Linked DNA regions of Homo sapiens: region 2 is linked to region 1. The links are chromatin contacts, found by Hi-C or POLR2A ChIA-PET in ENCODE. All regions are on one chromosome and are shown on one strand. Each heading gives the region's core, a stretch centred on a gene start or an enhancer-like site at or near the end of the contact. The rest is flanking DNA. Distances are from core to core; before and after follow the strand shown. Region 1 holds the start of UBR7 (ubiquitin protein ligase E3 component n-recognin 7). Region 2 holds the start of UNC79 (unc-79 subunit of NALCN channel complex).

Region 1 (4,293 bases), core at 1,755-4,254:
CCAAAGTGCTGGGATTACAGGTATGAACCATTGTGGCTGGCCAAAATCCACTCTTTTAAAAAGTGTACGGCCTAGTGGTTTTTAGTATATTCACTAGCTTGTGCAACCATCACCTAGAACACTTTCATCACTCCAAAGAGAAATGATATGCCCATTAGCAGTCGCTTTCCATTCCCCTCAGCCTTCGGCAACCACTAATCTACTTTTTTTCCCCCTTATTAGAGATAGGGTCTTGCTATGTTGCCCAGCTAGACTCAAACTCCCAGGTTCAAGTGATCCTCCTGTCTCAGCCTCTAGAGTAGCTGGGACTACAGGTGCCCACCACTGCACCTGGCTCACTAATCTACTCTATCTCTATGGATTTGCCTATTCTGTACATTCATATAAACAAAATCATGCAACATGTACCCTTTTGTGTCTGGCTCTCACTTAGCATAATGTTTTCAAGGTTCATTCATGTTGTAGCACATGTTAATACTTCATTACTTTTTATTGCTAATAATAGTCCATTGTATGGATATACCACATTTTGTTAATGCACTCATCGGTTGATGGATATTTGCATTATTTCTATTTTTTAAAATTATCATTTTTAGAGATGAAGAGATGAGGCCTCACTCTGTCCTCCAGGCTGGAGTGCAGTGGAGCAATCAGCCCACTGCAGCTTCAAACTCTTGGGTTCACATGATCCTCCCACCTCCTAAAGGCGCAACACCAAGCCCAGCCAATTGTTGTTTCCACGTTTTAGCTACTATAAATGCTGCTGTTATCAACATTCATGCGTAAGTTTTTGTGTGAACATACGTTTCCAGTTTTCTTGGGAGGACTACCAGTGGAACTGCTGGGTCATATGGTAACTTCATGTCAACTTTTTGAGGAGCTACCAAACTCTTTTTCCCAGTGGTTACACTGTTTTACATTTCCACCAACAATGTACAAGGTCTCCAATTTCTTCACATTCCAGCCAACACTTGTTATTGTTCTTTTTGATTATAGCCAACATCCATATTATCAAGATGTATTTCCCAAGATGGAAGGAAAGTACAGTTTAAGCTCTTCTTACATAATTGTAAATCCTGACTCTAATATCTAGTTCTTGGGTTTTTCAGCTCAGGACGGTTAAAATGTACCTGCCTGGCCAGGTGTGGTGGCTCACGCCTGTAATCCCAGCACTCTGGGAGGCTGAGGCGGGTGGATCACGAGGTCAGGAGTTCGGGACCAGCCTGGCCAACACAGTGAAACCCTGTCTCTACTAAAAATACAAAATTAGCTGGGAGTGGGGGCGGGTGCCTGTAATCCCAGTTACTCCGGAGGCTGAGACAGGAGAATCGCTTGAACCGGGGAGGGAGAGGTTGCAGTGAGCCAAGGTTGTGCCACTGCACTCAAGCCTGAGTGACAGAGCTAGACTCCATCTCAAAAAAAAAAAAAAGTACCTGCCTATTTCTGCATTCGAGGCAATTTTTTAAAAATAATGCAGTTAAACTTCATGTTTCTACTTTCAAACTGCACCTACAAAACTGGAAAGGCAAGGGAGTCTCTGGGAGTTAATACGTGATAAAATGAAGTCTGTCCCAGTCTTTGGAACCTGTTCCTACTCTGCGATAGATTGTACTCTTCCAAGTATGTCTGTAGTTTCACACCTGATAAAACTCCTTTTTATTCAACACCCAGCTCAAAAGTCTTATCCTTTCTGAAGACTTCCTAGGGTGTCTGGGTTTGCAACAGTTACAGAGGACCACAGAACCACTTTCACTTTTTTTTTCTTTTTTTTTGAGACGGAGTCTCGCTCTGTCGCCCACGATAGAGTGCAGTGGCGCGATCTCGGCTCACTGCACCCTCTGCCTCCAGGGTTCAAGCGATTCTTCTGCCTCAGCCTCCCGAGTAGAGTAGCTGGGACTACAGGAGCATGCCACCACGCCCAGCTAATTTTTGTATTTTTAGTAGAGACAGGGTTTCACCATATTGGCCAGGCTTGTCTCGAACTCCTGACCTCGTGATCTGCCTGCCTCGGTCTCCCAAAGTGCAGGGATTACAGGCGTGAGCCACCAGCCCGGACCACTTCCACTTTTAATAAGAGTGTCTGCCTGTCTAGTCCCCTTGTGTTTCACAAGGGCAGGAACTGAGTCGCATTCACCTCATTCTTCCTCCAGGGCTCAGCTCAGGGTTTGGCACATAATAGTAGGCATTCGACACGTTTTTTTGTGAAATAAACGAAATAGCGATGAGTTGTGGAAACGCTTGAGTAGAAGCAGCCCAAATAAATATAGTGATAAATGCCAACAATTTTTATTTTTTAAATTATTTTAAAAATAATAATAGAAACGGGGTCTCGATATGTTGCCCTGGCTGTTCTGGAACTCCTGACCTCAAGTGATCCTCCTGCCTCGCCCTCCCAAAGTGCTGGGATTACAGGCGTGAGCCCCACTTCGCCTAGCCCGCCAAAAATTTTTAGATGCAATTCTTCTTTCCTCGAGGCTCACTTTGTCCAAGTCTGCCACTCTACACGGGCTCCCCAAGCCAATTTCCCCTGGGCGCCCGCCCCGTCCTCCGGTCACTGCAGCACCGTCTCAGAGCTCACCGTCCAAGTCCTCGTCTGGAGCCGCCGCCACCCGGTGCTGCACTTCCCCCTGTACCAGAGGGTCGAATAATTCCGTTACCATGTCCTTCATCTGGGCCACGCCAGACAACAGGCCCTGGAAAGGGTCGCCGTCACCCGGCGCCTCACAGGACACCCGCAGCTTCTGCGGCTTCCCTTCCTGCCCGACGTACTCTCCCAGCAGCTCCATGGTGACCGCTAAGCTTCCAGAACACGACACCGGGAAGCGCCACCCGGAGGCGGAAATCAGCCCGCGTCCGGCGCAGGCGGGAGAAGGGAGAGGAGTGACATCCGTTTGTCGGAAGTCGCTCCTCCCCCTTCCTTCGCTTTTTTTCCTTGTCATTGGTTCCTGGCACTCGGGCCCCACCTCCTCCGGCTACGCCCCTCACGGCCGCTTTTCCCGCCTCCGCCGGGGCCGAGCCGCTGTTCGGCTGACAGTTGAGGATGGCCGGAGCCGAGGGCGCCGCTGGGCGGCAGTCGGAGCTGGAGCCCGTGGTATCGTTGGTCGACGTCCTTGAGGAGGACGAGGAGCTGGAGAATGAGGCGTGCGCTGTCCTGGGCGGCAGCGACTCCGAGAAGTGCTCCTACTCTCAGGTGGGCGCGCGGCCCGGGCCTCCTCTCCCCCGGCTCCCGCCGAACCTCCCCTTCCCGGCCCGGCTGTCCCTATTCCCGCCTTGCCGCAGTCGTCTCCCCAGTGGTGGTCCGGGGCCGCCGTTAGTCTGCCGCTTCCTCACCCCAAGCTCACCCTTCCCTTTTAACCCCAACCTCCTGGGCCCCCTTCAGCCTGTGTCCAGCAGGGGCCCCCCTCTCCCCTGTCTCCAACTCTGTCCGGCCCGCCAGGAAGGGCCCTGGAGCAGCTGCTCTGTCCGTCCTCTCCAGCCTCTTCTTGGTGCACCACTGCTTTTCACGAAACCACCCCGCGACCTCTCAGATCCAGACATCTTTGTCCCTGATTTTCCCATCCTAAGATTATTTATTTATTTATTTATTAGGGACCGAATGGGAGAGTCAGGTTAAAGAGATTTTCAAATCCATAGGGATTTGCGGTGAGCTCCTTGACAGCTAGTTCCTCTGCAATTTAGTTGGACAAGTGCTAGCTAGTACTTTTTCTTTCTTTCTTTTTTTGGCAAAATGAAGCAAGTACCCATGTCTATCTGCAGTCTGCCCCCCTCCCCTGGAAATAGACCGGAAACAGAACAGCAAGTGGCTCTGGCAAGGGAGGGGAGAGAGGAGAAAAGGATCTGTTTGGCATTTGGAAGACGTTGTGAGTGAGCAAGTGTTTGAGGGGGTGTGATGTGGTGTTTAGTGACTCACCCTACACTTCGAGGTACAAAAATGGAAAAGGATGGGTAGGAAGAAGACTGACAAAGGATGAGAATTGGTAGGAAGAAGGGTTACCTAGGAAGAGGGGTGGATTGGAACACTGGGGAGATGAGGGGAGAGACTTGTATTCATTATGTGGTATGAACTGAGATCATAATACCAGTTCTCGTTGTTGACCAAGGTTAGTTTACACTGCAAAGTGCTAGATTGTTGAATAAACCTGGTATCCAGACATAGCCCCAGGTATTTTAAAACCTTTGGTCACCACTAAAACAATTTTTCCCCTGCTTTACTTAAAAAAAAAAAAAAGAAAAAAGTTATGTCTATATGTAAACTATTTTTGAAGTGTAGTTACCTTTATAAAATGGATTCCT
Region 2 (4,513 bases), core at 1,003-3,502, 220 kb after region 1:
TTCAGCAGTAATGCTAATAGCAGCCATCACTCATATGTGTCATTGTTCTAGATTCTCATATATATACTTATTTATTCCTGACAACCTTTAATGTGACTATGATATGACCATTTTTCAGGTAAGGCAGTCGAGGCATGGAGAAGTTAAGTAACTTGCACCAGGTTACACAGATCATGAGAGGCAAAGCTGGAATTCAAACCCAGGCTGTCTAACTCCTCAGTCCATGACTTAACACCATTATACTCTCCCTTAACTCAGTAACGGGAGGGTTAATTGATGACAAATGAAAGATTGTTAAGCAGATAAAGGGATAATAGGTTTCCAACACATACTTTGTCCTTTGTTTCTGTATTATCCAAGACACCTCTTTTTCATGTGTGTTAATTTCCAATTACTGTTTTCTTTATCAAAGCCTCAGGCTTCCAAGAATTTTCTGAATAACCCATTGAGCTTTCTTTTAGTCATACAAAGTGTTTGTCATCTTCTCAGGAATGTTCATTATATTCATATTTTCTTTAGAATGATTCCAATTTCTTTTTACTCAGAACGAACTCTTTGGCATCATGCTTCACATAATCATTTATCTTTTACTAATAAATGGAACTTCTCTTTGGGATGTGGTTTTGGGAATGAACAATGACATGGAATGATAGCTGATTAGCCAGAGCAACCTGCCAATCAGCAGGATGTCAGAGTCCAATCACATATGCAACCCAAAGAGCCAATTCACTAACCCTTTATGAACATTTTTGCAAATACCATGAAACTTGAGTGCTGTGTGTGCATCATTATGGGCAGTTTCCCTGTTATTTGTAGATTTTTTTATTTGCTACTCAGAAGCATCTTTCCTTGATGTTTGTTCATAATATTTTTCTTAATTGTCCAAGATTTCACCTGAATAGTTTGATATATTACACAGAATTTAAAATTCTTTCCCTAAATAGGATCTTTTATTCTCTGAGGTGGAAAACATTGATTTATCAGCATTAAAAGTCATTGTCAACACTTACCGTTTTGTTCCTGTAACTTTTACTAAATTAACCTGCTATGACCATGCCCCTCAGCTTTAACAAATTAAACTATTTGAATGAAGAATGGACATAATGGTTGGGGATTGTGCCGTACTTTTAGTTTACAAGGACTTGCGCATCCATTCGATCTGCCCAGTAACTCTTCAGGTGACAGGGCAAGGTTTTAATGTTCCCATTTTACAGATAAAGAACCGGAGGTGTAGGGAGATTAGAAGATGGTCCTTGAGTGAGTAAGTGGTAAAAGTGGGTCTTGAATCTGGTTCTTCCCGACTCCAAGTGTCTCTCCATTCTGTAGTGGATTCTTTGGATATCTTCCTATTAATATGCACGATGCCCTCGTCTATTGCCTTCCTTTCCCGCTGCCTTCGGTTTTCCAGTCGAGGGGCTTCCTAATGTGTCCCTGTCCAGCTGGGATGGCTGCAAGGGAGCACACCTGGGGTCTTCCTGTCTTCAGTCTTTCATCTTCCTTTTCTGTGGCCCTTCCAGCTTCACCATCCGTGGACATCTCCTCCTTCCTTCAGCCCCAACTTCTAAAGTCTTGTCACAGCCCCCTGGCAGTGGGACCTCCCATCCCCAATCATCAGCAGGAGAGCCCATCGCAGAGGGGAGGCGAGGGCAGGGACCGCAGCGCACAGGGAAGCCATGCTGAGGGTTCCTCCTGCATTTTCTTCCTCGCGGTCCTCAGGAACATCCTCGCGCCCTCCGGCCCCGGCGCTCCAGCCCGCCCCGGATCCGCCTCCCTCTCCTTCCTCCCCGAGGTTGAGACGAAGCGTGGGACGCACCTGGGTCCCTCTCTGGTCACCCTGCTGAGGCTCCGGGGGCTGCTCCGGGAGCAGGATTTACAGGCCCGGAGAACGCCAATGGGAGATCCAAATGGTCGGGGACTCCGGCGCTTTAAGAGGCTTTTCTCTGGGAAACACCCGTCCCCTCCGTGCGCCTTATGAATGGAAATACTCCTCCCCCGGTCGAGCCCATTTTCCCATTTCACCAGGAGCCGCAGCCTGCTCTCTCCTTTCGGTCTCCCCGCCCACATCAACGCGGGCAGCTCCAGGAGGGGACGGACAGGAAGCCTTTGGCCGCCTATTAAATCCCACCCATTTCTCCGGGGGCGATTTCCTAACCTTCCGGGACCGAATTCTGCAATTTGATGTGCGTTTTGTCCGAATGGTAGCGACACGGGCCTAAGGGAGGGGGAAAGCGAGGGGGTGGGGGGTGGGGGGTATGCACTCTTTTCCTCGCAACATCGCTGGCGGAGCGAGGGAGCTCACACGACACAGATTTTGGGGCAAAGCCTTTCCAACTGGACAGCACCATGTCCACCAAAGCGGAGCAGTGTAAGTAGCAGCCGGCCCGGCATTCCGGCCCGGCCTCGGCTGGGAGCTATTGCAGCTGCGGCGTTTGCGGCTGCTGGGAGACCTTGGCATTGTGCTGGTGCGGGGGTGGGGGCTGAGGTTGGGGCGGGTGGGGGGTGGCGGAGAGAGAAGGTGGGGGAGGGTGGACGTTAATGGCAGCGCGGCGCTGTCCCCGGTGCTGAAAAATAATACGGTCTTCCTCGGGCTCCAGCGGGGGTTTCTCAAGACTCAGAGACCCTGCGAAATGAAATTAAAATGGGGTCATTCTCGGGAAAAAGAGGCCTCGTATCTTTCAGATAAACATTTCAGTATCTCTTGTTGGAGTGGGGGAAGGGGGGTAGCGGCAAATCAGGGGCGGGGAACTGTCAGTTGCAACCAAAGCCTGCCTGGCCTTCTGAGCATGCCCAGTTCTTGGTGCTGGAGCCATAGGGGAGTTTGAGTCTGCAGTTTCCACTTCGGGTGGAAGAGGCAAGAAGGGAGAGAAGGGGGAGGGAGCAGGGAGCCAGGCAAGAGGAAAATTAACTCACTAATGCCAACACCAATGTCAAAACCAACCACAACCATGCGGTGCTTACAAGAAAGTGAAAGGAGCTCTGGGAAAATGACCTAATTGATCTAATTATTGTTCCAAAGAGCAGGCTTCCTTTGTAGGGCAGCCCATAGCACCGGAGGATTTTGGTTGTCCCAGTAATGACTGACTGTGTGCGTGGTTGGAAGCAACCTGCTAACTCCTTGTGGATGGAGTAAGTTTCTAATATGGTTCCCATAGTCTGTCTTATTGCAGTGCGCACTAGTAGGCCTTCGGTGTGTGCTTGGTAGGTTGATCAATGTGAAGCCTTTTTCCGAGTACACTTGAGGGCTTGAGGGATTCAGGAGCTTAAACTTCAGATTGTAAATAAAAGACGTTTTTATTAAGCAGTAAGTTTGAATTTTTAACAATATACCAGAACTTATTCACCTAGATTGACTCCTTTCTTCCAAAGCAGTACACGTTATATGGATAATGCTGTCACTACTTAAAAGTCTTTGTAATTCTTCTTTGGAATGGCTACTAAAGCCGGTTTTTGAGACACACAAAACAGTAGTCTCATTATTTGAGGGCAATATCTTATATATGATAAAATGCAGTATGTCATTTATTCACCAGATAAATTAAATAAACTGAAGGCTTATAGAATTCTCAGATTGATGGTTCATTAGAAATTGTGCATGCCCACCTACCACCCAGTGCTTTTACTTCTTTATGTTTTTTTGGAATCCGGAAGATCTGAGTTTCAATCTTAGTTTTGCTACTGTTTGACCTTGGGCAAGATAATTGACCTCTCTGAACTTTATTTCCTCATCTGTAAACCTGGGCTAATCATGCTGATGGGGTTGTTGTGGGGAATGAGAGAATACATATAAAAGGTTTAGTAATGAGCCTAGCACATAGAATGTACTCAATAAATGATGGCTATGATAATGACAAGCATTGCCCACTTTTAAATAGTCCATCTCCTCTAAATAGTTAGGAAGCTCTCTTGTGATTTTTTTTGCATGTTTCTGAAAGTTAAATCTACATTCAAAATTAAGTTTTGCTTTTACAGAGGTTTTTGAAAAAAATTGGGTGCATTCTGTTTTGAGGAATGGTAACATAGTTTGAGTCCATGTAGAACCTCCCACTTGAGAATATCACATCCTGATATTATAATAAAGCCAAGTGGTTTTATTATAGTATGGTTTTTAAAGGAAAAAACACCACCTGTCATTTGATTGTGTAGTTACATATTACGTAAGTAATTTCAGGCTAAAGCCAGTGAGTATTACTGTCCTCTTCCTGTGTTTTCTCTTCCTTGTTACATTTTGAAATGGACTGGATGCTTTGTCTTGTCTCTTTCCTGGGCAATGAATAAAATCTATCTATGGACTTGATTCTGTAGAGCAATTAGTGGACTTAAGTAGCTATTTTAGACGTGTTAGTGAAACAGATTTTTTTCATCTGTAGAGGATGAAAAGGACACCATATCTGGAGCTAGAACATGTGGACTTGAGCTTTGTATGTCCTTCTGATTAATTGTGAGACACGGGGCAATTAACTTAATAGTTTTGTGCCTCAGAGTTTCCATCTTTAAAGTAAGGAATTGTAGTAGG

Evidence for each region. A loop is a pair of places that touch in the nucleus more often than their neighbours do. ChIA-PET counts read pairs that join two places held with the same protein, here RNA polymerase II (POLR2A). Pooled maps may share reads with other maps.
Region 2: a map of posterior cingulate gyrus shows a loop between it and region 1 (14-fold over the local background). The contact joins the promoter of UNC79 here to the promoter of UBR7 in region 1. A Hi-C loop is called at or near these places in 2 of 168 maps with a recorded cell type or tissue (both posterior cingulate gyrus) and 3 of 50 pooled maps. POLR2A ChIA-PET finds 5 or more read pairs at or near these places in 1 of 52 experiments (WTC11).

What each region holds. Positions count from the first base shown.
Region 1 is chr14:93,204,252-93,208,544 of GRCh38, forward strand. It overlaps UBR7 (ubiquitin protein ligase E3 component n-recognin 7), which reads left to right and starts at 3,005. Exons shown (of 11, transcript NM_175748.4): 1 at 3,005-3,190. The coding sequence starts at 3,041. GON7 (GON7 subunit of KEOPS complex) reads right to left here and starts at 2,814. Exons shown (of 2, transcript NM_032490.5): 1 at 2,579-2,814. The coding sequence starts at 2,786. RefSeq lists an enhancer at 2,051-2,910.
Region 2 is chr14:93,428,687-93,433,199 of GRCh38, forward strand. It overlaps UNC79 (unc-79 subunit of NALCN channel complex), which reads left to right and starts at 2,253. Exons shown (of 52, transcript NM_001395159.1): 1 at 2,253-2,365. The coding sequence starts at 2,344.